Linked DNA regions of Mus musculus: region 2 is linked to region 1. A link is a loop called in an ENCODE intact Hi-C map of the cell type or tissue named here. Cell type or tissue: gastrocnemius. All regions are shown on one strand. Each heading gives the region's core, and the rest is flanking DNA. Links, peaks and the distances in the headings are about the cores only.

The links. A loop is a pair of places that touch in the nucleus more often than their neighbours do. Peaks named below come from ENCODE experiments on the same cell type or tissue, not always from the same donor. Only the 100,000 strongest peaks of a DNase experiment are listed, where the experiment ranks them.
Region 2: a loop joins it to region 1, with 4 times the contacts of the local background. A loop is called at or near these places in 20 of 42 quality-filtered maps.

The regions. Positions count from the first base shown.
Region 1 is chr2:101,823,889-101,832,504 of GRCm38, reverse strand. It overlaps a transcript of Prr5l not described here. Among named protein-coding and RNA genes, the nearest start is that of Prr5l, 30 kb to the right of the region's middle. In gastrocnemius, for the core only: a CTCF peak has its summit at 4,216 (motif pointing right); no DNase peak of the experiment used is centred there; H3K27ac peaks cover 537 bases.
Region 2 is chr2:101,694,981-101,701,164 of GRCm38, reverse strand. Traf6 (TNF receptor-associated factor 6) reads right to left here. Exons shown (of 7, transcript NM_001303273.1): 7 at 1-4,502. The coding sequence ends at 3,666. Among named protein-coding and RNA genes, the nearest start is that of Traf6, 20 kb to the right of the region's middle. In gastrocnemius, for the core only: no CTCF peak of the experiment used is centred there; no DNase peak of the experiment used is centred there.

The DNA.
Region 1 (8,616 bases), core at 1,801-5,800:
TTCCCTTACTCGCTTGCCTCAAATGACAATAATGGTACAGAGTGTACTTGTGTTTAATGCTGTGTGTCACAGTGGAAGAGGCACTGTTATTCTCCTCTGGAAATTGAGGACCACATTAATAGCTGGTGCTGGGTCTCAATAGCTAGCATTCTGGCTTCTGAGTCTGCTTTAAAGTCTTATATAAACACCTCTCTTTGCAGGCCTTAATGTGTGTGCCCCTGCTTTGAAAGGACAAAGAACAAATAGGAGACCTGTCCTGATGCGTTCTGCCACCTAAGGCCCACACATTGAAAACTCCAACCAGCACAGCTCCTTTCTGTGGCAAACAGCATGACAGTAGGGAAAAAAATTGTTTTTTTTTTTTGTTTTTTTTTTTTTCTTGCTCTGAACAAAGTTGAACTTGAACTGAGAGCGGAAGAGCAAGAGGACCAAGTGAGGCTTGGCAGTGCCTTTGGGGACCTCAGAACTGGCTCTGGTGAGCAAACAGGCTTATCTCTCAGAAAACAGAGAACTTAATTCTGTTTGGACTGCGTCTGACTTTTACTTAAAACATCAGCCTGTAAACACGTGCAAAGCTTGGACTGAGGACTCAAATCATTTGAAGCGGTGGGCTGGGCCACTAACATGAACCAAGATACTCAACATCTTTATATATAGCACATCCACACTGGTCACCAGGCTACCTGAGCGCCCCCCACCCGGGCTACCCAGTTCATAGTTTGACAAATGGAACCTGTCCTACCAAGAGAAATTAATTTGTTCGGGTTATTTTGCTCAATAGCCTCGGGATACTGAGCCATTTTTATACTCTGGTGCTCAGGGGAGAGTCGTACAGGGAAACCTCAGTGGTTCAGAGGCAGAAAGAGTTATGGCGGCTGCAGGTGTGTGGCGTGGTACCCGCAAGCCAATAATTGAAGATGCTCATTGAGCATTTCCACTTTCCGGTTTCTAGAGCCGTGCATGTGACAGTGAGTGAGTGGTTAAGGTGGTTTTAAGACCCTACCACAGGGCTCGAGGTGACTTAAATGGGCCGAAGCTGGGACTTCTGGACCCAACGGGGACATGTGGTCAGAATGAAAGGTCATTAAAACCTCCCCAAGCTCCGGAGTCAGAATCTGGCCGAATGACTATGAAAAAGTCTCCCTGTGAATCCTCGGCCACTCCCATTCACAGAGCATTCGCCATAAGCACCGATCCCGCTCTTGCCGCCATTGCTATTCTCCTGTGCAAGTAAGTTAGTTACTTCTGTCTGAAAATGCAGATGGGGGCAGAACCAAGAAGGAGTGGGAACAGTGAAAGGGTAAGTCCTGCCCCCATGGGAAGCGGGAGGGATGGCATTATAGCACATGATTGCTGGAGAAACCCAGGGTCCAATTTGAGGAAACAGCTTTTTAAAAAATCTCCAATGAAGCCTGGCAGGGTGGTGCACGCCTTTAATTCCAGTGCTCAGGAGGTAGAGGCAGGTGGATCTCTGAATGTGAGGCCAGCCTGGTCTATAGAGCAAGTTCCAAGATAGTCAGGGATACACAGAGAAAACTTGTCTCAAAAACAAGACAAGAGAAAAACCAAAAACCTAAAATAGTAACAGTAACAACAACAACAACATCAACAATAAACTAGATCTAGCCTTGGGCACGGTTAAAGGGTACAGTGCTACCTCACACTGGCAGTCCCCAGCTCCCTGCCTGGATCTATGTTTCTCTGCAGAATGAGAAGAATGGTGATTTCTGAATGCTGTCATCTGAGTCAAATACTTCCTGTTTTGATTTCCCTGATAAAAACCTCCATAAACGGAGAACTCTCAGATTACCAAAGCGGGCCTCTGTGTGGAATTCCCAAGGAGCAGATCTGGAGGGGACAGTGAAGTGGAGTGCTTCCTCCAGCCTGCGAGCCTCTGGGGCAGCACCCAGTTTTTCCTACGAGGGCTCTGATTGTGAAGACCCACTCTCCCATTCACCTGTTAAACAAGGCCACACTTCAGTATGGAATAGAAAATACAATTCATAGAACTCTTCCTCCAGGATCGGGTAACTCTGCAACTTCACCCCCTCCCCCCATCATCTCTGTGTAAATGCTGGCAGGTGCTTTTAGATACCAGCCAGGCACTGCATGCCCCACAGTGATGAAAACTCCTTCAGAACAGATGAGTGGATTCCAGGAAGCGCATTACTGAGTTGAAAACAAGAACACCGTGGTTTCAATACAGGGCATTGTTTTGTGAAAGAGGAGGCCCCCCTTTTTACATTTATATTCTTATGGTGTGTGTGTGGGGGGGGGGGGTGGCACATTCATCATGCTTAGAGAATGAATTAACAGCCGGTAGGAGTTGCTTCTCCTCTTCTTCCCCGTGGGTTCTAGGGATCCAACTCAGGTTGTCAGACTTTGTGGCGTGCACCTTGCCCCACTGAGCCATCTCAGCCACTAAAAGTTTTTTGAAGCTCGCAATCAAGACTCACAAAGTTAAGTGAAGGGCTAATGTATGGAAAGAAAAAGACCCCACACGAGCCTTCCTGGCTGGGCAGTCAATGGCCAGCTGAATAATTGGGCTCAGAATTAATCAAATTATGTCAGAACACCATTCCCAGTTGTTTCAACAGGAAAGAAGAGAAAAGGGGGAAAAAAAGAAAGGAAGAAAGAGGGAAGGAAAAGACAAAGGACAGGACAAAAGAAGAAAGAGAGAGAAGGAAGCAATGTAAAGGAGGCAGAAAACTATAGCTCAAAATCCTTAAGGGAGTATAGACCAGAAGTGTAAAATTCAAAAAATATTTAGACTTTTTGCTCAGACCTCATACCGTGGTGTTTGCTGGGGCTGTCTTTCTTGCTTTACAGGTCTGTAATCTCCCTGAAGGACACAAGCACATACTGTAAGATATTTATGTAGGTTTTATTATTTGAAGTTGGACCCCATGGGGCGCTCCCAAGCTAACCAGCCTTCAGCCAGCATTCTATCTGGAAAATCTCATTGCAAATAGGTCATTTTAAATGCTTCAGATACCTTCACCTTTGAGAGACATTGAATGCTTTGCTAATCAGTTTTCACTGGTGAGACCCATAGCATGTTAATGAATGTTAGAGTGGTCTCCATCATGCTCCATAAATGGTAGTCAAGATCAGATACTTGCCAAAATGTCCTGCTGTTGTTGAGTCCACCCAGTGTGAAATATGTATAAGAACTCTCAGCCCTTTTGGTGGCTATTTGGATAATTTCTTCACTGCTTTAAGTAGTACCCACGAACCTGCCTCTGAAATGTGGTTTCAATATGGAGAGCAAAAGATGCAAAGCGGCTGGTTTAGCAGCTGAAAAAGCAGAGAGCAAGGACTTCCCAAAGCGTGCAAGACAACTTGTAGAAACCACATAATTTCTGCTAATCTGCATGTCACAGAAGAGTGGATGGAGACTTGGTTTTAGGTCGTGGGGGAACAGCTTGCCTACTCTATCCAGTTTGAGAGTGACATCCACTGCTTATCAAAAAGAGCCCAAGAGCAGTTCTCCTGGGTGATGTGTATGGTTCTGACAGAGACATGGGTCCTATTATGATTGTCACTTAATGCTGACAGACCAGGTCTGTCTGCACAGCTGGAGTTAGTTGTCCTGGTACACAGAATGAAGATGGAGAATGCTGTTTGACTCTAAAGCCTTGTTCTCCTGCCATGCCAAAACAAGTTTCCTGTTGGCAGGAAAATTTGAAAATATATGAGTGTATAAAAGAGCTTAATGTTATCATTCTAAGAAACCACAGGAGGCTTTGCCACATCCCTTCCAAACGTATTCATATGCTTATTTAGATGAGATCATACAGTTGTGTGGTAGGTCTTGCCGACTTATCACTGATAGGAATGTCTTCAGCATCAGTAGCATTGCTTTTAAGGACCTGCTAGCCTGCCTACGGCTATCCTGAACCATCGATTGTTGGACATTTAACTTCCTTCTGATTCTTGGCTACTGTGAATAATAACCGTACAGCCAACTCTGAGAGTACTCTCTTGTTTACTTTTCTTATTTCATCAGGGCAGATTTCTGGAAAGGAAATTACTGGATCAAAGGTCAAGATCAATTTAATGGATGTGGGGAGGCCTAAAATAGACCGTAGTATGCTCTGCCTTTATAAATAACAAAGATGAGTGTTACTTTCCAAGACTGATATTTAAAGTCAACCTAAATTAAAACAATGAACATTTTGACCAAGAGCAGACAGACCAGCAGATTTACTTATTTCTATCCAGTAGGGGGCAGCACACATACCAAAAGAGAGTCTCCTTTCCTGTTAAACCCTCTTTGTAGGGTTTTTTTGGTTTTTGTTTGTTTGGTTGGTTGGTTGGGTTTTTTGGTTTTTGTTTTATCAAATCTACGTTGTTAAAATTTAGCAATAACATGGTCAACTGGCAGTGGCCAGAAAGGAAAACCCAGTTTGCAAAGATCTTTAGCTTTCAGGAATGTTCTGGAATGTTTGTTTCCAGATGGCAAAGTACTGGAGATAAAAGGGTCTTTCCCTGTGGGCTTGCACAGGAGGCTAGAAAATCAGGTCATGGGGAGAAGAGCAGCGGGAAGGAGGGCTGGTGGGGCCCGTGCTGTTGATCTTTGCCCAGTAAGAGGTGGGCTGATAGCTCAGAAATGAGTTTATCTTCCCAAACAGGATGACAGGAGGAAGAGGGGAGCACGTGACTGCCAGCCCACGGAAGACCTTTGGAATGACAGACACAAGGTCAGCAGCAGGAGGAGGGAAGTGTTAATGAATCACAGAGAATGCACTGTGTCTTCCCACAAGAGCCCAGGGAAGCTTGCTAAGGAGGGGCAGTGTGGGCACCAAGCCTGATTGATAACCTGGAGATGGTAAGCCACTGGTAGCCTTCTGTGCGCAGCTGGGTTTAACCAGCATTCCTAGGGAAACGCAGATGTATTTCCTCCAGTGGGGGTGAGCTATGGCTTTGGACTCTGACCCACAGGAATAAGTTTCTGTGAAAATTCCTTTCCTAACTCTTTCTGCTCTGTTCCAAGAGATCTCTTACCCTGCTAGTGGTAGTATGCCTGGATATGGTTGGCACTTGGGAGTGTTTGGATGGTTTCTTAGAAGACATGAATGGATCACCTAACAAGGCATGCCCAACAAAAGCTCAACCCACAGGAGATGTCCAGGAAGCATCACGTGACTATGAGAACACAGGCATTACTCAGAGGCATACTTTGTTTCCTCAAAGTCTAATTCCTCACAGCCTTCCAACCAGGGTTGACTCAGACTGCTGCTTCAAGAAGTTTATGGTGGGAGTTTCATGTGTTCGGTGAGGCTATATCTCTCTTGAGAGCCCCTTGGATTCCCTTACATATCCTGTTTCTCTAGATGAATGCTTATCACTGAATTGTTTGCAAGGGCCGAAGCCAGAAAACACTGGTGGTCACTGGTGCTGAAACCAGAGAATTAGGAATATTCTCTTGTGTTGTGAAATGATAGGTGGATGGCTTCAACATCATTCTACTAGTATTCCATTTATTCATTTATGTGTGTGTGTGTGTGTGTGTGTGTGTGTGTGTGTGTGTGTGTAAAGGTTAGAGGACATCTTGCAGGGGTTGGTTCTCTCAAGCCACCCTGTGAGTCCCTGGGGGTCATCGGGCTTGGCCACAGTTACTGTTTCCCACCTGAGGGTGAGGGCTGGGGAAGTAGTTAGTTTTTAAAAAGAAGATGAGAGCTAAGCTAAACAGAGCAATACATTCCTGTAATTACAGCACTCGGATGGCTAAGGCAGGAGGATACCAGAGTTTAGCACCCACCTGGTTTACATGCACAGCAACACTATCTCTTGAACAAAAATAATAAAGAAAGAAAGAGAAAGGGAGAAGAAGGGGATGAAGGGAAGGGATAGAGACAAAAGAAGAAAATCAGGCCTATACTTAGTGACTAAAAGGCTGTCCGTCATGGTGTTTTCTTAGATGAAAACCTGAGTTGGGAGAGCAAGGAAGGCTCAGGTCAGGAAGAGACAAGCACTTTCTGCAAATGGCTGACTCATAACTATTTTAGGCTTTGTATGACACATGGCCCATGTCACAATGCTCGTCTCTAGTAGAAAGGCAGCTATTGCCAGTATACAGGAAAATAGATGTGGCTGTGGTCCAATAAAGCTTTATTGATAAAAGCAGTTAGTAGGTCAGATTCAGCCCACAGTCTGTGTATGGTTTGCTTGCACTTGGCACAGCTTTGAAAGACCTGTGTGTATTGTCTATGTATTTAGGAAAGGCTTCAAAAGACCTGTGTGTCTTGTCTCTGTGTTTAGGGAAGGGTTCAAGTTGTTCATGCCAACTACTTTGTGGGGAAATGGGGCTGGGAGTGGGGGACAGGGATGATTATTCTCTTTTTGAATCCCTGCGCTCTTTGATGGGAAATGGGACCTATACAGTGCTTTTGTAAACTCTTCTTTGAATTCCTAAAATGATGTAATTGAGCATTTGGGGTTGCCAGCTGTAGAGAAATTCCTTTGCCGGTGGGATGGGAAAGTGTGGAATGGGTTTAAGGAGGTTTTGTTCACCACAAACTCCAGAGAGCCTAGCCACTGCGACAATCCTGACCCAGTTTCAAAAGATGGTAATTGTGGTGACTTAAATGAGAAATGTGCCCCATAGGCTTTAGTATTGGAAACCTTCTCCTCAGATGCTGGCACTGGGGAGGTTTCAGTCAGAGGAAGTATGCCCCTGGGGACTGGCTGTGTCCCTGCTCCCAGGTGGCTCTCTACTTTGTGCTTATGGTAGAACACTCCCAGCACCTTGTCTGTTGCTTGGTATTATGTTTCCACACTCCTCCTCCCCCATGGTGATCCTCATCCCCCTAGAACTGTAAGTCAAAACAAACCCTTTCTTCTATAAGTGGCTTTGGGTCATGGCACTTTATCACACAGCAATACAGTAAGACAAGCGTGAGTGACTTTCAGATCACCGGTGAGGGACATCCCCACTGATTGATTACCTCCTATCAAACCACACCTAGGTCTCTTATTCGAGCTTCCTGGAGTGTGAGGCAAACATGGACAGCCGAGATGATTTCCTAAGACAGAGACTCTGAAGGTGAAGGGATGTCTGGACAGGAGGAGTGATCCTTGCTTAGCCTGGAGAAGTGAGGACGGCTGCTCTCCTAACCCCGGTGCTATAGAGCAGAAAGCAGGCACATTCCAGCTTCAGGATACATCTCAAGTCCTGCCATCCATCTGTCTTATTAAGGAGCCACCAAGCCATGACAGGAAGGGTGAGGTCATGCATATACCCCTTTCCTAAAATATTATAGAAAGCCGTTCTCTGCAGGGCCAGGGATTGAGGAGGAAAAAGTCCCACCACGGCTCAGAGTCTTTGCTTTGTGGTACATAAGACTAAATTTGAAACGCTGAAGAAAGTTTATGACTCCCTCTATTCATTCCATTCTCCTTTCATCATATTATGGTGAGGAAGAGGAGGAGGAAGAGGAAGAGGAAGAGAATGGCGATGATGGTGATCGTGACGATGTTGATGGTGGTGGTGATGATGATAACATTGGCTGGAGAGGTAGCCCAGTGGTAGAGGTCCTACTTAGTGTCCTGGAGGAGCAAGGTTGGATCCTAAACTCAAAAGCATACAAATAAGAATAAGCATCTCTTAGGTCGCTGTGAGAATCATATGAGTCGGTTCTTCCCATGGTACCTGCCACGATAAATAAATGTCTTGTCAACGTTGGCCCTGGTTGGCATGGCTCTTACTGGGGTTAGAGCCATTACATTTCTTTTTCCCCCTTTCCACTTAACCTGTGTTGGGCAGGTCTCTCACAACGCTTTGCCCTGTGGGTTTGGCTATAACCAAAGTGATGACTTGACTTTCCCTAGGCTCAGCTCTTCTCTAGTCCCCTGCTTCTGATGGCTCAGGCGATACACGGCGCTCTCTGTTTACTGTCAGGTAAAGAGCAGACTATGATTATGTATGGTGTAAGACACAGAGCCTGGAGTTCTCGGCCTCACCTGTCTGCAGCTGTAAACCTTCCCCCTCTCCAGCCACCTCGGATCCCCACCTCTTCCGTCCACCTGGAAGTCTTCTCTTCAAACTTCCAGACACTTCTATCCACCTTGTGCATTGGCGGGTGCAAAGCAATTTGCACCCTAAATGGTTGTATTTGTGTTCATCATGGCTCCAGCTGCAAGTACTGTCTTAGTGTAAGACTCTGAACGAGCTTTAACTTACCGGAGACCCCCTGAGTAAACAACATGGAGCTGGGGATCAATGTAAAAGCAAGAGGAATTTTAATGTCCCAGCATGCTGGGGTCACCCTGCACATGAAGGAGAGAGAGAACAAAACCACGCAGCCTACTTGGCGAGTTTTTACAGTTTTCAGAGCAGCAGCCATTAGACACAATGTGATTGGCAGAGCAGTGTGACCTTTAAACTGATTGGTCTTTAGGGAATGAGGTGGCAAGGACTTCCCTTGTCTGTAGGTGGCTGATGGTAGGTCCCCCCCCCCCCCGTGTCCCCCCCACCCCACCCCATGGTCTGAGGAATGTAATTAGCCCCTCCCTTCTGGAGGGGAGGGGCGCCTATGTGCTCTTATGACCTTTCTCTTCCAGGAGGGGAGGGGACTTTTCTAAAGTTCCTGAGCTGACCTATTCATTAGCAAA
Region 2 (6,184 bases), core at 2,185-6,184, 130 kb after region 1:
CCCTCTCCTGGAGCCTGCACTGAAGGAAACTGGGGTTTTAGGAGTCAGATGGGGCTACATTCTGAAGGGCAGGTGACCAACAGGCCACCCTTTTCTCCTGTGTCAGGCAGGGCTGGGCTCCGCTGAGGAGACACAGGACAGGAAAAGGAGTTCCTCTCCACATTCCACAATGTGAAAAACTACAACTCTTTTCTTTTCTTATTTATTTATTTATTTATTGGGGCGGGGCTGAGCAATTTAAAACATCAAAGACACAGAGGACCCACAGAGAAATAACTAGCTTAGTCCTTTTTGAGTGACTTCAACGCTTGTGACCGAGAGTGTCCCAAGTTCAGGTTGATCACATCTGGTTTCATTTTTCTGGATTCTGGGAATTGGGAAGCATCCATCCATTTCCCAGACAATCACATCAACTTTGAAACAAATGACAGTTACCCTGAGAATGCCGACATTTAAAGAGTATTTCAACAGACAATCAAACGACGCTTGACCGTGCCCTGTTCACTCCCTCAAGGCAGCCAGCAAACTAATCACCAAACACCCCATAAAAAACTGTAACAATGGCGAGAATTTGAGTCAAGTCAAGAAAAGATGTGTGTTAACGACAGAAAAAGAGAGAAAAGCACTTCAAAGTCTTAAGTAAGAATCACCTCGATAGTTAAAGTTAAAACGTTTTCCAGTCACATGCGAAAGAAGGAAACTCCAGGTAAAGCAGAAACAAGCAACCTCTCCTTAAGGAGAAGATATTCTAATTGTGCACATAATTTACATTGGTCAGACTTTGTTTGATATTGGTACAAATTCAACTTTATACTGGTCACAAAATTTACTTGTTGGAGATCATCCAACACCTGTCAGTTGATCTTCCGAGGGTGAGAGGACACCTTTTGTACTTTAATGCACTTTTCTCCTCTTCATTCTCCAGAAGAAAGCAGAATGGCTAGAGATGGTAACAGCCAAAGGACTGTAACCAACTTCCAAACTAGAACTGCCGTCTGGCCTGATTTCTAAGAGGGAAATATATGACTTGGGGAAAAATCTTCAATAGTAAGGTAGGCATTTTTCTAAGAAGAAACAACTTTAAATTCAGCAGTGTTCTAGATTGGTAAGGAAAGATGGCCAATGCACTCTGGACTATACGGATTCTTATAGGCCCATTGGTACAAAGAGAATGTTCAGAAAGTGGTGAAGTAAAGAAAGCGGCTTTCTAGGCTAAGACTTGATCCTGAGTTGACCTTACTAAGTGTTGACCTTGAATGTCAGCTTGATTAGTTTTACTCTGCATTCGTGGCAATTGAGTAACATAAAGTAACTGGTTGGCTTATTACAAACACCAAATGCTGCAAGTTCTAAAACTACCTGAGGTGTATTCTAGCGGATGGACATTACACTGCAGTGAACCATCCGTGTTAGCAGTTAGGGGCAGTCACACCTCTACGGGGAAAGCCTTTTAGTGAGTATTGTGGCTCAGCACTGGGCTTCTCAATGCGGATACTAGAAACACCTAGTCCAACTTGCCCTATAGGGAGGACAATTTAAAGCTGGGAACAGTTTAACTTATGCAAAAAAACTTTAAAAGATGTTAGAGTTTTTTTTAAAAAAAGTCAAAACCACGGCAGGAAACGACTGCTCTTCCTAATACAGATATTTTAAAAAGAGAAATCTGATGAGGAAGTTCTTAAATGTCATTTCCTTTTTCAAAAAACGGAGAGGGGGTTGGGGAGTTCATATTTTTGTGGTGACATATAACATAAAAAAATTAAGAAAGGCATATAGAAAATAAGTCTTCAAATAGTTGAGTAATCTTCTTCAGGCAATTTCTAAATAAATATAGACACAGCTACTGCTTGCTTTAAAGAAACAACAAACAAGCCCACATTTATTACTCCACTGGGAAACAACTACAGTATAAGACCATGCAGTGCTCCTTAGGCAGAAGTTGCTACAAGCAGCTCAGGGCTGCTGGAGGCACAGCTAAGGGACACACATTTCCTGGATCCAACAGAAGAGACCTGTGATGAGCTTGTGATAATGGTAGGGGACAAGGTCTTCCCCTCACCTTTATAGGGGAAGGATGGAAGCAGGGGAAAATGAAGAGGTCAAAGTGGCCCTGGCTGGCTACAGCTGAGAAACAGACTCCTTGGTGGAGGCTCTGAGCGTTCTCTGGGAACAGGGCAGGTCAGAGCACTGCTCGGGTCTCTGATTCAGCTGAAGGCACGGATGCCTTTCTTACCACCAGAACACATAGCTGATCTTGTGTAAACAGCAGGAGAGGATCCCCTCTGCTTCCTTACAAAGGCTCTAACTAGTCGTAGGGCTCCCTGAGAACTAGACTCCAAAGTACTGTATATGTACAGGACATTAACAAATACACAGCAGCACGACAGTCACCTCTCCACATTAGGGTCACAGATCAGAACCTCTACTGAGCTGGACAAAGCCACCACTCAAGCTGAGTGTCCACACAACCGTGATAGCCAACCTTGGTTTAGGCATCTCTCAGGTACCTACAATTTCCCAAGTTCCAATAAATTCTGTTTTGAGGAAATCAATTTATTTATTTATTTGTTTGTTTAATTTTATGTGCACTGGTGTTTTGCCTGCATGAGTGTCTGTATGAGGGTGTCAGATGCCCTGGAACTGGAGTTACAGACTGGGGATCCTCTGGAAGAGCAGCCAAGGCTCTTAACCACTGAGCCAATTCTCCAACCCCTTGAGAAAAATCAATTTTATTTCAATTAACCTTATAAGCTAAATCAAAAGCTAGTTAAGAGGGGCTGAAGTTTCCTGGCTGTAAGAGTTGCTGTCATCATCCACGAGATGCCATTTAATGGCTAGTGAGCTAAATCACTCGTTTGGGCTGGTGATTTTGTGTTTGCAAGCAACAGAAGATATGCAACCGGCTGTGGAAACCAAGCTGCACGGGACAGACAAGAAAGGTTCCATGGCAGTAACACTCAGCAGTTGGCAAGCACATGACCGCGGTCTTACAGACTGGGAAGAGGCCGCCTGGAGCATATTTCAAAACAGGAAAGTAGTGGGGGATGCTTGGTGTTCAGTGGACAATACATTCACACTAAGTAAGGGTTAAACCAGTCCCTGGATCCTTAGTGAACTATAGAGGAGGGAGTACTTGAGAACTTAAGCCTTCCAGGGATCATGGTTCAAAGCCTCTGAAATTCACAGGAGTCAACTAAATGAGAACTCAACACCAGAGCGGTAACTTCTCTACTGGCACCAGCACAGGCAGTGGTGATTTTCATGTTTAATATAGTAATCAGTGTCCTAAAAACCCCTCAAGTTTTTAAGGCACCGGTCTTATTAAACGATTGAGCTGCAGCACGCTAAGTCTGGCCTTTTTTACAGTAAAGTACACGGACAAAATAGCCCATGGAAGCACAGTGAAGGGGTACCCTGACAGACAGATGAGCCACAGGCCCTTCAAATGTTGACGTTTTGAAGATACAGGGGACATGTAGGTTCCCATGGGAACTGCCTCAGGTATTTGTTAACAGTAAGAAGTGGCTCGTGACCTCACTGATGACATCTGCTGCTAGGCCTTACACCTCTCCCACTGCTTGTTTGAACATTGTTTACTGGGGCCAGGCATGGAAGGCACGGTTTTCCCATATGGTTCCTAGTTTTTGAACACAAGTACATGGACGCTACACCCCCGCATCAGTACTTCGTGGCTGGAAACCCTCCTTCCGAAGGCCACCCATGTCAAAGCGGGTAGAGACTTCACAGCGCACTAGTAATGTATCATCCTTAATGAAGGTTCCCTGTCTTAAGGCTTCCAGGTGCATAAATGTTACATAGCCAAAACCTTTGGGGTTCCGTGGGATTGTGGGTCGCTGAAAGGCAAGCAGTTCTGGTTTGGCGTCCATGACCTCTTCGTGGTTTTGCCTTATAAGTGCTTCAGACTGGTCGAGAATTGTAAGGCGTATTGTACCCTGGAAGGGCCAGGGGAGGTGGCTGTCATATTCTCCTTGCATTGTGTGGACAAAAAGGGATATATAGTTTGCACAGCGCTGAGCTGTCGGTAACTGAAGATGCAGGCGCATGCACAGCTTGTACCCAGGTCTGCCTGTGTAGAATCCAGGGCTATGGATGACAACAGGTCTTTCCTCTTCTTGGGATTTCAAGTGCATCCCAAAGTTGCCAATCTTCCAAATGTAGATCCCGTTACACTGCTGTGCTTCCATTTCGGCAACCTTGTCCTCCAGGGTCCGAATGGTCCGTTTGAGCTCGCCCACGTACATACTCTGAGTTTCCATTTTGGCAGTCAGCTCCCGGATCTGATGGTCCTGTCTTACTAGGCGACTCTCCAACTGTTTGATAGTTTCCTCATAATTTGGGTCCTCTGGACGACATCCCCGGGATGGAGAGGCGGCATCGCACGGACGCAAAGCAAGGTTAACATTATGAACAGCCTGGGCCAACAGTCTCATGTGCAACTGGGTATTCTCTTGCAAGTGTCGTGCCAAGTGATTCCTCTGCATCTGAAATGAAGCACAAGCCGTAAGCTAGGGATGTCACCGAGGACGAGGAAAAGGACCAGGCCAGTCAGCAAGAGGTCGGAAAAGGAGCACCACAATTTCCCTCAAATCGTTCCCACTTCTCTGTTGTCTCCTGATCCAATGAAATACTCCTCTTATTTCATTGTGCCAACTGATGAACACTTTGAGCTGTCACTCTGATGACTTCCTCCTGCCTGTCAAAGCAGCATCTACACCCCTCTTTCTTTGCTGACTCAGACAACAAACACCCAGGTCTCTTTTCGGCAAGCTCCTTCTTCCTCTAATGTTTCCCTCCTCAGATTACAGTGGATAGAATCTTTGCATTACACAAACAAGGCAAACCTCTACGGGTCATGCTTCCCTTAGCCAATATCATTTTCTTCACTTTCGTTTGAACCACCCAAGCCTGCCTGTTAAGTCTTCAGCTTGCACTTATTGTGCTGATTTCTTGCTAACTGCCATAGCCACAGTATTCTAAGATCACCAAGTCCCAAATGCTCTAGATAATCATAATTATATTACAGAAACAGAAAATACAGGTGAGTAAAAAGAAAACAGGCTACCTACTCTCTGTCTTTACTAATATTTTGATACACGTCACGTTTTCCCCCTATGTACACAATACAGAATTTCCTTGTAACATTTAAATATGAGTTACCATTCTATTTTAGTTTTTAAACTGTGAGGTATGTATTAAAAGGAGAGTGGAGAAGCAAACATGTAATTGCAACCCCAGAGAGAAAGAGACCAACACACATGGAGCTTTCGGACACTTCACAGGGTGACCCTCTTTTGAAGCTACCCTGGGGACAGGGGTGGGGCTTCCCGTTCATTGCATCACTTGTTCTGAATACTGTTTGCTTCTCTTTCCTATAACGCCCACCCTGTAAATACCACTTTGCCCTCTCTGACTCTCCTGAAGCAGTGTTCTAAGCCACACGTGGGCCATCCCCACTCGAATGTGCCAGCACTGAGGAGACTCAATTCCACTGAAACACCGTCTCTTTCTTTGTCAGCGTCCACCTGTGTTCCCTGCTTTTATTGAAGTCTTTCCCTCTGAGCCAGTGACTAAGGCTCCAGTCATTCTGGATGTCTCGCCTTTTCTCTGCCTATCTTTATCTACTTAGTTCCTATTACACTTCCCTGTTAATATGTCTGGGCTCCTACATCTCTCTCCCCTCACTTTCATGCTGCCCTTATTTTGGGGGCTGTTAGTGAAACTCAGATATTCCCTTTCCTTATTCTACTTCACTCTTCCATGTTATTGTTGGACTGAATAACAAAAAAAAAAAAAAAAGAAAGAAAAAAAAACCAAAAAAAACAAACAAAAAAAAAACAAACTAAAAACCAAACCAAAACAAAAAGAAAACTGCAGAACAGCAACAACAACAAAAAATACTTTAATAAATCACCATATTCATTCTCCCTTGTCTTTTTTAAAAAAGATTTATTTGTTTGTTTTATTTATATGAGTACACTGTCACTGTCTTTATACACACCAGAAGCGAGCAATCAGATCTTGATACATATGGTTGTGAGCCACCATGTGGACCTCTGGAAGAGCAGTCAGTGCTCATAACTGCTAAGCCATCTCTCCAGCCCTTTCCCTTGTCTTCTTGGATTTTTTTTTTTTGGTAAAATTTTATTTTTATTTTAAACTATCG